Linked DNA regions of Homo sapiens: region 1 is linked to region 2. Evidence: chromatin contacts called from ENCODE Hi-C or POLR2A ChIA-PET data. All regions are on one chromosome and are shown on one strand. Each heading gives the region's core, a stretch centred on a gene start or an enhancer-like site at or near the end of the contact. The rest is flanking DNA. Distances are from core to core; before and after follow the strand shown.

Evidence for each region. A loop is a pair of places that touch in the nucleus more often than their neighbours do. ChIA-PET counts read pairs that join two places held with the same protein, here RNA polymerase II (POLR2A). Pooled maps may share reads with other maps.
Region 1: a map with no recorded cell type shows a loop between it and region 2 (12-fold over the local background). The contact joins the promoter of TGFB1 here to the promoter of SAMD4B in region 2. A Hi-C loop is called at or near these places in 1 of 168 maps with a recorded cell type or tissue (naive thymus-derived CD4-positive, alpha-beta T cell), 1 of 37 single-sample maps with no recorded cell type and 7 of 50 pooled maps. POLR2A ChIA-PET finds 5 or more read pairs at or near these places in 1 of 52 experiments (T-cell).

Annotation. Positions count from the first base shown.
Region 1 is chr19:41,352,672-41,359,031 of GRCh38, reverse strand. It overlaps TGFB1 (transforming growth factor beta 1), which reads left to right and starts at 5,110. Exons shown (of 7, transcript NM_000660.7): 1 at 5,110-6,342. The coding sequence starts at 5,988. B9D2 (B9 domain containing 2) reads left to right here. Exons shown (of 4, transcript NM_030578.4): 3 at 1,010-1,135; 4 at 4,019-4,615. The coding sequence ends at 4,332. RefSeq lists enhancers at 4,233-4,734, 4,658-4,807 and silencers at 4,808-5,337, 5,488-5,557, 5,858-5,937, 6,098-6,360.
Region 2 is chr19:39,340,120-39,346,426 of GRCh38, reverse strand. It overlaps SAMD4B (sterile alpha motif domain containing 4B), which reads right to left and starts at 4,006. Exons shown (of 14, transcript NM_001384574.2): 1 at 3,851-4,006. RefSeq lists a silencer at 3,888-4,317.

The sequences.
Region 1 (6,360 bases), core at 3,861-6,360, 2.0 Mb before region 2:
CTGGGATTACAGGCACCTGCCACCACTCCAGACTAATTTTTGTATTTTTAGTAGAGACGAGGTTTTGCCATGTTGGCCAGGCTGGTCTTGAACTCCTGACCTTAGATGATCCACCCCCCCCTAAGCCTCCTAAAGTGCTGGGATTAGAGGTGTGAGCCACTGCGCTCAGCCTTAATTTTTATATTATTTGTAGAGATGGGGTTTTGCCATGTTGGTCAGGCTGGTCTTGAACTCCTGGACTCAAGGGATCTACCTGCCTTGGCCTCCCAAAGTGCTGAGATTACAGGTGTGAGCCACTGTATCCTACCACTCAGTGCATTTTAGCTATCATTATCACCCCTCAGTAGGATCGAAATTGTTATGTGTGTTTCAGGATGCGCTCCTGGAGGGTACCCTTGGCCCCATCTTAATCCTTGGACTAGGCTTGAAAATATGGGGTGAGAATCGTAATAAAATGATATTGAAGACTTATCCCGTGCTCACTATGCTCATTACCCATTCATGGATTAATGGGTTAATGGATTAGTGGGTTATCATGGGAGAGGAAGTGGTGGCTTTATAAAATGAGAGAGAGAGACGTGAGTGGCATGTTAGCACACTAGCCTTGGGACTCTCTGAAGAGTTCCAGCAAGAAGGCTCTTACTAGATGGGGCTCCTCCACCTTGGTCAGTCTCCTATAACTGTGAGATAGAAATTCCTTTTCTTTATAAATTATCCAGTTTTGGATATTATGTTAAGAGTAACAGAAAACAAATGAAGACAATGAGGAATGCATTATTACTCAGCTCATTTTATAGATGGGGAGACCAAGGCAGAGAAAGCTAACTTGCCCAAGGTTGCAGAGGCAGGAAGAGGTAGTGCCAGGATTTGAACCCAGATACTTGGTTCCAGAGTCCATGCTTCGTAACCCCTACCAGTAGATGCCACAGAGAAACAGTCCTATAGCCACAGCGGCATCCCCTTCCCGATGGCTGCCTCCCACCCCTCTATGTCCCGGCTCTCACTGCAGGGGCGGCATGGAAGCTCCTGTCAGGCGTGCGGGAGGGCCAAACGCAAGTGGACACCCCGCAGATAGGGGACATGGCTTACTGGTCCCACCCCATCGACCTGCACTTCGCCACCAAAGGTCTTCAAGGTGGGTATCACACCTGGACCCGGGTCCAGGCTGAGGGGAGGGGGCCAGTAGCCTCTGAGGTCCCTGGGGCTGGGAACACCAAGACCTGTCCCTGCTCCCCATACCACGTAGGTCCCTTTTGCAGCCAAGTCTGGCCCTGGAGAGGCTGAGCTAAGGCCTTCCCAGGCCTGCTCAATAGGCGATCCCAAGTTTGTATGATTAGGGCAGAGGCCAGGGTGGAGCAGGAGGTGGGAAGGTGGGGGGTCAGGGTGGGAGGGGAGGTGGCATTCAAGTAAAGAGACAAAACGAGAGTCTCCAATAAAGAGGAAGCCGGGAGGCAGGGTCTGAGAGAGGCAAGGGCTGTTTCTCCAGGAAGGGCTCCTCGGCTTGAAAGTAGAGCTGCTGCTCAAAGGGGAAATCAGTACTGGGGGAGGAGCGGCATCAGAAAGCCTTTCTAGTAGAAAATGTGGGTTCCTGGAGATGAGTTGATTCTGAGAAATTGCCTAGGTAAATGTGCCATATATTTCACCAATATAAAGAACGTCTACCTGGTACCTGCCCTGTGTCCAGCCTGTGTTGGGTGATGCCAGGGAGACATTGAGGATCAAGGCAGTGTCCCTTAGCCTTGTCCTCACAGGGTTCACCGTCCTATGGGGGGACACACCTCTCTCCAGACAGTGGCACCTCAGAGTGGGCAGGACTAAGATAGGTGATTTGGAGAGGCTGTGGGAGCCCAGAGGAAGTGGCTGACTCTGTCAGGGAGGTCAGAGAGGGCTTCCTGGAGGAGGGGGCTTCTGAACTTTGCTGTGAAGGGCCAGCGGAGCTAATAAGGCAGAGGGATAGAAGAAGGTTCTAGGCAGAGGGAGCTACGTGGAAGACTCAAAGGGGAAAGTGAGCCAAGGGCATCTAGTGGATTGAGGGAGAGCGGGACGGCAGAGGGGAAAGGCAGAAGGGGACAGGCCATGCAGGGCCTTGAGTGCCAGGCTGAGGAGCTGAGGCCATCTCCTGAAGGCACTTGGGAGCCAGAGCAGGTAATGGACAAGTGAGATTTCACCTTTTTTTTTTTGGAGACAGAGTTTCACTCTGTTGCCCAGGCTGGAGTGTAGTGGCAAGATCTCAGCTCACTGCAACCTCTGCCTCCCAGGTTCAAGCAATTCTCCTGCCTCAGCCTCACGAGTAGCTGGGACTACAGCCACGTGCCACCACATCTGGCTAATTTTTGCCTTTTTTTTTTTTAATAGAGATGGCGTTTCACCAAGGTGGTCAGGCTGGTCTCGAACTCCTGACCTCAGGTGATCCACCTGCCTCGGCCTCCCAAAGTGCTGGGATTACAGGCATGAGCCACCGCGCCTGGCTGAGATTTCACTTTTAAATAATCTTTCTGTCTTTTAAGCTGGAGCTGGGGAAAAAAAAAATCTTTCCGGTGCTGTGTGGGTGAGGTGGGCAGCTCTAACCTTTCAGCTCTTGGGGCCTCCAGTCCCCCAGTGGTGGCACCAGCCTTGCTTTCTCTTTTCTCAAGCCCCCATTTTGTCCATCAGGAAATCTTAAACTGCCTCTACTTTTGAAATACATCCTAAATCCCACTTCTTACCCTTTTCTCGCCCAGCACCTTGATCTGTCCAAGTTCTTCTCTCACATGGACTATGACAAGAATCTTGTCTCTGGAGTCCCCTTCCCCAACCCCCCTGGTCTGCACCCCACATGCAGCTGGGACCCTGTGAACACCTAAGTCAGGTCCCATCTCTGCTCTGCTCAGAACCCTCCAATGGTCCCCATCTCACTCAGGGTGAAAGCCATAGTCTTAGCATGCATCACAAGGCTCTCCACAACCAGGCTGGCACCTCCTTCCCGTCTCCCCACCTCATTCTGCTCTAGCCATGCTGTCCCCACCAGGCACACTCCGTCTGGGCTCCAGCCATACTGTCCCCACCAGACAGTCCCCCCCCAGGGCCTTGGCACTTGCTGTTCCCTCTGGCTAGGAGCACTCTTCCTCTAGATGGCCACATGGCCTACTCCCTTCCTTCCTTTTAGCATTTGCTCAAATGTCACCTTCTTAATGAAGCTTCCTTGATCCCCTTCTTGCTAAAGCGGTATCCCCACCCTCACCCTACCCAGCTCTGTTTTCCCTCACAGCAATTACCACCATCTGATCTACCCTATAATTTGCTTATTTACTACATTCGTTGTCTAGGATATCAGCTTCACGGGGGCAGGAATTTTTGTCTGCCATCCATGTTCATGTCTGCCGTGTCCCCAGCTAGCTAGAACAGAGTCTAGCACAGGAGAAGGGATCAGCATGAGATGAGATGGGGCTGGATCTCCAAGGGCTTTGACTACCAGACTGAGGAGCTGAACTGTGTTCTGAGGACATGGGCAAAGCTATGGAAGGAGAGAAAGATGCTTCCAGATGCCAGGTGGAAGGTGGATTAGAGAGGGGCAAGAAAGAAGGCCCTGGGCCCAAAGAGAGCAGGGCAGGGACATGAGGGAAGGCAGGAGGTGTCCCTGACAAGGCCCATGATGGTTACCTGGGGACTGGAGGAGCAATGGGCTGCCCTGACATGGGGTCATGGAGGAGGATAACACAGAGAGGAAATTCAGCAGAGGTCTGATTAGAAGGGCCTTGAATGTTGAAGAGGTTGGACTTTATACTGAGGGCACTGGGGAGCTATGGAAGGATCCTTAGCAGGGGAGTAACATGGATTTGGAAAGATCACTTTGGCTGCTGTGTGGGGATAGATAAGACGGTGGGAGCCTAGAAAGGAGGCTGGGTTGGAAACTCTGGGACAGAAACCCAGAGAGGAAAAGACTGGGCCTGGGGTCTCCAGTGAGTATCAGGGAGTGGGGAATCAGCAGGAGTCTGGTCCCCACCCATCCCTCCTTTCCCCTCTCTCTCCTTTCCTGCAGGCTGGCCCCGGCTCCATTTCCAGGTGTGGTCCCAGGACAGCTTTGGCCGCTGCCAGCTTGCAGGCTATGGATTTTGCCATGTGCCCAGTAGCCCGGGCACCCACCAGCTGGCCTGCCCCACGTGGCGGCCCCTGGGCAGTTGGCGAGAACAGTTGGCACGGGCTTTCGTGGGTGGTGGGCCGCAGCTGCTGCATGGGGACACCATCTACAGTGGGGCCGACCGCTATCGCCTGCACACAGCTGCTGGTGGCACCGTGCACCTGGAGATCGGCCTGCTGCTCCGCAACTTCGACCGCTACGGCGTGGAGTGCTGAGGGACTCTGCCTCCAACGTCACCACCATCCACACCCCGGACACCCAGTGATGGGGGAGGATGGCACAGTGGTCAAGAGCACAGACTCTAGAGACTGTCAGAGCTGACCCCAGCTAAGGCATGGCACCGCTTCTGTCCTTTCTAGGACCTCGGGGTCCCTCTGGGCCCAGTTTCCCTATCTGTAAATTGGGGACAGTAAATGTATGGGGTCGCAGGGTGTTGAGTGACAGGAGGCTGCTTAGCCACATGGGAGGTGCTCAGTAAAGGAGAGCAATTCTTACAGGTGTCTGCCTCCTGACCCTTCCATCCTTCAGGTGTCCTGTTGCCCCCTCCTCCCACTGACACCCTCCGGAGGCCCCCATGTTGACAGACCCTCTTCTCCTACCTTGTTTCCCAGCCTGACTCTCCTTCCGTTCTGGGTCCCCCTCCTCTGGTCGGCTCCCCTGTGTCTCATCCCCCGGATTAAGCCTTCTCCGCCTGGTCCTCTTTCTCTGGTGACCCACACCGCCCGCAAAGCCACAGCGCATCTGGATCACCCGCTTTGGTGGCGCTTGGCCGCCAGGAGGCAGCACCCTGTTTGCGGGGCGGAGCCGGGGTGCCCGCCCCCTTTCCCCCAGGGCTGAAGGGACCCCCCTCGGAGCCCGCCCACGCGAGATGAGGACGGTGGCCCAGCCCCCCCATGCCCTCCCCCTGGGGGCCGCCCCCGCTCCCGCCCCGTGCGCTTCCTGGGTGGGGCCGGGGGCGGCTTCAAAACCCCCTGCCGACCCAGCCGGTCCCCGCCGCCGCCGCCCTTCGCGCCCTGGGCCATCTCCCTCCCACCTCCCTCCGCGGAGCAGCCAGACAGCGAGGGCCCCGGCCGGGGGCAGGGGGGACGCCCCGTCCGGGGCACCCCCCCGGCTCTGAGCCGCCCGCGGGGCCGGCCTCGGCCCGGAGCGGAGGAAGGAGTCGCCGAGGAGCAGCCTGAGGCCCCAGAGTCTGAGACGAGCCGCCGCCGCCCCCGCCACTGCGGGGAGGAGGGGGAGGAGGAGCGGGAGGAGGGACGAGCTGGTCGGGAGAAGAGGAAAAAAACTTTTGAGACTTTTCCGTTGCCGCTGGGAGCCGGAGGCGCGGGGACCTCTTGGCGCGACGCTGCCCCGCGAGGAGGCAGGACTTGGGGACCCCAGACCGCCTCCCTTTGCCGCCGGGGACGCTTGCTCCCTCCCTGCCCCCTACACGGCGTCCCTCAGGCGCCCCCATTCCGGACCAGCCCTCGGGAGTCGCCGACCCGGCCTCCCGCAAAGACTTTTCCCCAGACCTCGGGCGCACCCCCTGCACGCCGCCTTCATCCCCGGCCTGTCTCCTGAGCCCCCGCGCATCCTAGACCCTTTCTCCTCCAGGAGACGGATCTCTCTCCGACCTGCCACAGATCCCCTATTCAAGACCACCCACCTTCTGGTACCAGATCGCGCCCATCTAGGTTATTTCCGTGGGATACTGAGACACCCCCGGTCCAAGCCTCCCCTCCACCACTGCGCCCTTCTCCCTGAGGACCTCAGCTTTCCCTCGAGGCCCTCCTACCTTTTGCCGGGAGACCCCCAGCCCCTGCAGGGGCGGGGCCTCCCCACCACACCAGCCCTGTTCGCGCTCTCGGCAGTGCCGGGGGGCGCCGCCTCCCCCATGCCGCCCTCCGGGCTGCGGCTGCTGCCGCTGCTGCTACCGCTGCTGTGGCTACTGGTGCTGACGCCTGGCCGGCCGGCCGCGGGACTATCCACCTGCAAGACTATCGACATGGAGCTGGTGAAGCGGAAGCGCATCGAGGCCATCCGCGGCCAGATCCTGTCCAAGCTGCGGCTCGCCAGCCCCCCGAGCCAGGGGGAGGTGCCGCCCGGCCCGCTGCCCGAGGCCGTGCTCGCCCTGTACAACAGCACCCGCGACCGGGTGGCCGGGGAGAGTGCAGAACCGGAGCCCGAGCCTGAGGCCGACTACTACGCCAAGGAGGTCACCCGCGTGCTAATGGTGGAAACCCACAACGGTGAGCTCGGAGGGGCAG
Region 2 (6,307 bases), core at 2,757-5,256:
CTTCTTTCATCTCTATCTTTTGGGTGAAGAGAAGAGATACCATGGGTGAGAGATGAGGAGGCTTTGTCTTTGACCCATTGCTTAAGCTGTTTCCTCTGCCTGGGGGCACCATCATTGTCCCAACTCCCATGGAACACTATCCAGCCCAAATACCACCTTTTCTGTGAAGTCTTTCCAAATAAAAGGCTCCCTCTCACTGCTGAATTTCTACAGCATATAATTTGTACCTCATTTTCTGCTCTGTACATGCCCAAGCCCCCTACTGGTATTGTGAGCTCCCTGAAGGCAGGCCCCAATATTTACCCTGGGGTCTCTGTTTCCCCTTCTGGGCCCTAGAAACAGAATCCCTTGAAAAAATGCCAAGAGCTCTGTGGAGGCTCCAGACTTAGCAGCTGAGAGGGGCTGCTAAGAGAAGCCAACCAGGACGGGTGAGGCAGGTCACCAGGCAAAGGACTTGGGGTAGCTCAGAATCAGGAAACAGCACAAAGAAAGTCCCTAAGACAGGAGCAAGTAGGGCAGGAGTAAAGGCAAAGGGTGCTGTGTGGAGAAAAAAAAGGGAGGTGAGAGGAGAGGAGGGGGCAGGGAAGGTGTACTAAACCTGAATGAGGAGTGAGATCTGAGGAACTTGGAGATTTCTGGCCAAATGCAGAAGGAAGAGCTGCTTATTCTCCAGTGATTTCCAATAACTTACAAAGAGTAGATCCCACCTTGTGGGATTCAGAGAAGAACAAGACACATCCCGTACTTTCAGAGTTCCTAGTCCAGTGAGGGTGAGTGGACAAGTACATTAAAATCTACAAGGTTGAAGGTGAGTGGTGTTCTAAGAGGTACAATGGAGGTGGAGGGGTCTTGGCAGTAAGACACAGAATGAAAAGACCTCCTGAGGGTGCCTCAAGGGGAGGGTGCCTATGTGAAGAAACAGATGGACAAGAAGAGATGGATATGTGTGTTCAAAGAAGCAGCAATTTAAAGAAGCACCAAAGGCTGGTAGTGGGCTGGAGGGGTAGCCAGAAAGAGAAAGCACTGAGGAAGATCTGAAAAGAAACCATTCAAAAGTAGAATCGGAAATAACTGCTCAGAGGATGGAGTAACCTTGTGGAGAAGCCAAGATCCTTTCAAGGTAGGTAAGAAATCTTTCTGGAGGATGGGTACTTCATAAAGGGGATTCCTAGGAAACAGGAAAGCAGCAGTGGGCAGTAGGGCACAGAGGCATACCCTGAGGCATCTTTCAGGGGGCTTTTAGTGAGGAAAAGGAAATCCTCCTAAAGGGCACAGGTTCTCAAACTTGCGTGTGCATCAAAATGACCAGGAGGGTTTGTTAAAAACTCTTGATTGCTGGGCCCTGCTCCCAGGTTTTCAGTTTCAGTAGATCTGAGTGGGATTCAAGAATGTGTATTTCTAACAAATGTGGCTGCTGCTGGGCCAGGAACCACACTGAGAACCACTGCTATAGGGGAAGGGATTATTTGGTGAGGAGGTCCTCAAAGGGGAGAAGGAAGAAGGCTTCTGAAAGGGAAATGGGGAGAATCCTAAGTCTCTAAGGAGGGTGTTAAGGGTCTCTTGATCTCTGAAGGGAAGAGGGGTCTATGAGCATGGCACCTAAGAAAAATGGTCTGAAAGAAAGATCTCGGAGCACTGGGATTTCAAGGGGGCGGGGAAAGGTGTCTCTCAAGAATCTTTACAAGGAAACATAGAGGCTCTTGGGCAACGAGTCTGGAGAATGTTGGGGACCTCTGAAGGGATAATGGGAAAAGGGGGCCCCCTGAGAAAGGTCTCTGAGTTGACTTCAGAGGAAAGAGAATGGGGAAATGAGAGGGTGTAAATAGCAATTCTAAAGTTAGTGGGTAAATCTGATAGGGTCCTAAATAATGTTTCTTGGGGATGTCAGAAGTGGAATCTGAGGGAAAGTTCTGAGGAAGTCTCAGGAAGCGCTGGGAGTGGGTGGCTGATGGAGGGCAATTTGGGAGAAAATTCTCTAAAAAGTGTCTGAGGAAGGTGTGGTCTTCTGAGACTGGTCCTGGAGTGGGATGACAGAGGGATGTTTTTAGGAAAAACTCTTCAGAGATCTCAGTTGAGGAGAAAGCTGAGTAAAGTCTCCAAAAGAGTATATGGGGAAGGCGGGGTCTTCTGAGAGAGTGTCAGAGGAGAGGGTTTTTCAGAAAGAATTATAGGACTTTCTCAGAGCAAGAGCTCGGGTTATTTTGGGGGAAAATTAGGTGTGTGTGAGGGTCTTCTTCAAGGGATTCTAGAGGATTTAGGGGACCTGTGTGAGCAAGTTCAGGGAGGGATATCTCTAGAAAAGTCCCTTAGTAAGGCAGAAGTATTGATTCAAGGGGTTCTGGTGGTGTCAGGAAGGTCTTGGAGGGATTTCAAGAACATACGTCAGGAGGGCTCCAGGGGGTCGCTGGGGTCTCTAAGCTGTGTGTGTGTGTGGGGGGGGGGGGTCCTGAAAACCTGCATATCAGAGGGGTCACCAAGAGAATCTTACGGTCTTACAGGGGTTGTGAGGAGGATCTTCAGAAAATTCCTCTAAAACCGGTCTGCAAGGGGGGATTCTGAGGTGTTAGTGAAGGGGAGTTCTACGGGATCTGAGAGAAAAACCATGAGGAAAGTTTTCAGGATCCTTAAACAATTTTTGGAGCGTGTGATGTGGGGGACTGGAAAAGATGTGGAGTATGTAAAAGGGATTTTGGAAGAAGCTTTTGGAATATGATGCTGAGAGTCCTCTGGAGATTTCAGGCAATTGCTGGAGATTTTTAGAATGAGTGGGGGTGGGGAAGGGGATCCCGGTGAAGATCACTGGGCTACATGAGGGTGATCTCTAGGGCATTTTAGGGTGGTGAGACCAGGGGGAGACAGGAGGCCTCTGGGGGAGACTTTTGGGATCTGTGGAAAGGTCCAGAGGGATACGTGAAGGGGGAGTGTGTATGAGAGATGGTTGCAATACGGTGGGGAGGGGGATGGAGTCTTCTAGGTGAGTTTTTGGGATCTGGGGGCATTTCACAAAGTCTGTGAGGAAGATTTATTTTGGGGATATGGGAAGGAGATCTTCAGGGAAGATGATCACGGTCCGTCGGGGGCATTCTGAAGGACTTCTGGGAGGGGGAATCAGAAATGCAGGGGGTATGAGCGGAAAATCTCCAAGGAGGTTTCTGGAATGGGGTAAGTGGGAGGGAAAATTCTTAGGATCCGGGAGGGGGAAGTCGGGTGAGCCTGTTGGGCTGTGAGAGGCAGGGCTCCGGGGGAGAGTTCTGGAATGGACAGGGGTCCGGAGGGAGCCTTGGGGAGGTGTGCAGGGCTCGTGAGGGAGGCTCCTGGAGCAGCTATGAGAGCCACGCTGTGGAATGGACGAGGAGTGGCCTCCGAGGACTATTTCTGGAGACAGGAGGAGGACGGGGGCTTCGGGGCCAAAGGGCGGGGGTCTGCGAGGAAAGCTGCTGGGACCCATGAAGGGCTCGAGGAGGCGACTCCACGGGAGGGGTGGGTTTTGCGGGGACCTTTCAGGGCGCACACGGGGGATCGGCAGGCTTTCCGGGGCTCTCCGAGGGGGATGTGCGGGGGGTCCTGAGGAGAGGCCCCCGGCCCGGCCCCTCGGCAATCCCGAGGGCATGAGAAAGATTTCGGAGGGAAGCTTCGGCCAGGGCCCAGGAGGGAGACTGGGGACGGGCGCGGGGCTTCTCCCGTGGGGCCCGGCCCCCCGAGGCCCGCGTTCCGCACCCGCCCGCCGCCGCCGCCCGCGGTTCGGGGTCCCTGAGGGGGCGGGGCCGCCCGCGCGGCCTGGGTCGCCCTGAGGGGAGCCCCGCGCGCCCCGACTCGCCGCCGCCCCGCGCCGGCCCGGCCCGAGACTCACCGCCTCGGCCTTCGCCGCCACCGCCGCCGCTCGGGCCTCCTCAGGCCACCGCCGCCGCCGTCGCCCCCTCTCGGGCCCGCAAGCTCCCCTCCCTCCTCCCGCACCGACCACCGCCGCCGCCGCCGCCGCCGCCGTCGCGCTGCGTCACCGCGCCGTGCGTCACCGCCCCTGGCCCCGCCCCGACGGGGGCCGCCGCGCGCCGGCATTAGCTCACGCCCGGGTGACGAACGGCGCGCCAGCCAACGGGCGGCGAGGGCAGCCCGAAGGGCGGGAGGTGTGAGCCGAGTAAGGCGGGGTCGCGGCGAGGGGGGAGCGACGGTGGTGGAACGGGGCCCAAGAGGCCCGCCCCCTCCTCGGCGGGATTGGTCGGACGTGGGGGTGACGGGCAGTCGGCCAGGCCTGGGGTTTGGGGCTGGGGGGCGGGGAAGGGGCGGGGCGCGCGGGGCGTTGCCCAGGGCAACGGGCCCGGCGGAGTCTGAGGTTGGGCCTCCAGGCCCGCAGGGGGCAGGCTCGCGCGCGTCCACCCCAGCTGCCCCGAGCGAAGTCACAGTTCCTGATTCAGGCGTTCCAGGCCTCCTCTTCCCCGCCCCTTGGGTGGCCCGCCTCACCCAAGGCTGTCCTCAGTGGGCGTCTGCACTCGGGCTTCTGGGCGCTCGGCTTTCTCATCGCGCTGTTCTCAGCCTTGCCGCTTGCTCTCTCCGATGGGAATGGCGAGGCGAGATCTAGCCTTTAGGGTGGGAAGAGAATGCACAGAAAGCGCTAAGGATCAAGGAGGCTGTCAATAAACGGGAGTTGTTGCTGTGACTTTGGTTGTGATCTGTGCGTTCCACAAACTGTATTGGGTCCGGGTGAACTAATCAGAGGGACCTGTGTTCAGAAGGCTCTCGGTGACAGAGATCTGGCTTGTTACAGGCACTTAGAGAGGCAGTCGGGATGGAGGGTCGAGTTGAAGACAGGGAGGGGTGAGGAACGAGCAGAGGCCAGTTGTTTGGCCACTTGAGGGAGTTTGGACTTGTCCCGAGGGCACTAGGGAGCCGTGAAGGGCTTCAAGCCGGGGAGGATCATGGTGAGTCTGGGGTTTTGGAGAGATGTCTCTCTGGCTTATACATGGAGGGCGGATTGGAGGGAATGAAACGGGATCGGGAGTCCAGGGAGGCAGCTGGGGGAGGGGGTGGGGAAGAAAGAGGGGGTTTGCACGAGGGAGGGACTGTGGGGAGGGAAGGAGGTGCAGGTGGGAGGGACGCCCTGGAGGCAGAGCGAACGGGCCCTGACACTGGCTGGCTATGGAGTGGAAGGGGGAGAAAAGTTTAGGACCAGGCCCCTCTAGCCGGGAGACTGGGCGCCAGAAGCAGGTTGGGAAGATACTAAGCCCAATGTGGATGCCTAGTAGCGAGGTCCAGGAGGTGCACAAACCCTGGGTCTGGAGCTTAAGGGAGAAATTGAGGCTGGAGACCAAGATTTAAGGATCGTCAAAGATGGTAATTGAGGCTGTGGGAGTTAGGGGTCTAGCCCGGGGAGGGTATGAAGGGTCACTGGAGACAGGGACTGAACAGAACCCTGAAACAGAGAGGCAGGATTTGAGCAAAGGAATTGACGCTGTCGATGAATATTGCAAAAGGCAGCCAGAGAGAGGAAAACCAGGAGAGTGTGGCATTATAGACGCTTTGAGGAAAGGCTGTTTCACCAGGGTGGGGCCATGTCACAAACCCCATCCACTACCTCCTGCATTTAAGCAACAGCCTTCACACTGCATAGAATTATTGTGCTCATTAACTGCTGGTTCATTAATTCATTCAATAATATTTCTTGACTATCTAATATGTGCCAGGCTCTGCTTAAGGTGCTAGAAACACAACAATAGGATGAGCGCGGTGGCTCACACCTGTAATCCCAGCATTTTGGGAGGCCGAGGCAGGTGTTCGAGACCAGCCTGACCAACATGGTGAAATCCCATCTCTACTAAAAATACAAAATTAGCGGGGCGTGGTGGCACATGCCTGTAGTCCCAGCTACTTGGGAGGCTGAGGCAAGAGAATCGCTTGAACCCGGGTGGCGGAGGTTGCAGTGAGCCAAGATCGTGCCATTGCACTCCAGCCTGGGCAACAACAGTGAAACTCCGTCTCAAAAAAAAAACAAAAAAAAAACAAAAAGACTTACATTCTAGTTCTTGGGGACACAAACAATAAGGAAATACAGTGTAACTTCGTGATAAGTACCAAGGAGAAAAAGAAAGCAGTGGCTGGGCATGGTGACTCATGCCTGTAATCCCAGCACTTTGGGAGGCTGAGGCTGGTGGATCACTTGAGGCCAGGAGTTTGAGACCAGCCTGGCCAAAGTGGCAAAACCCTGTCTCTACTAAAAATGCCAAAAATTAACTGGGCATAGTGATGCGTGCCTGTAGTTCCAGCTACTCAGGAGGGTGAGGCAGGAGAATCACTTGAACCCAGGAGTCGGAGG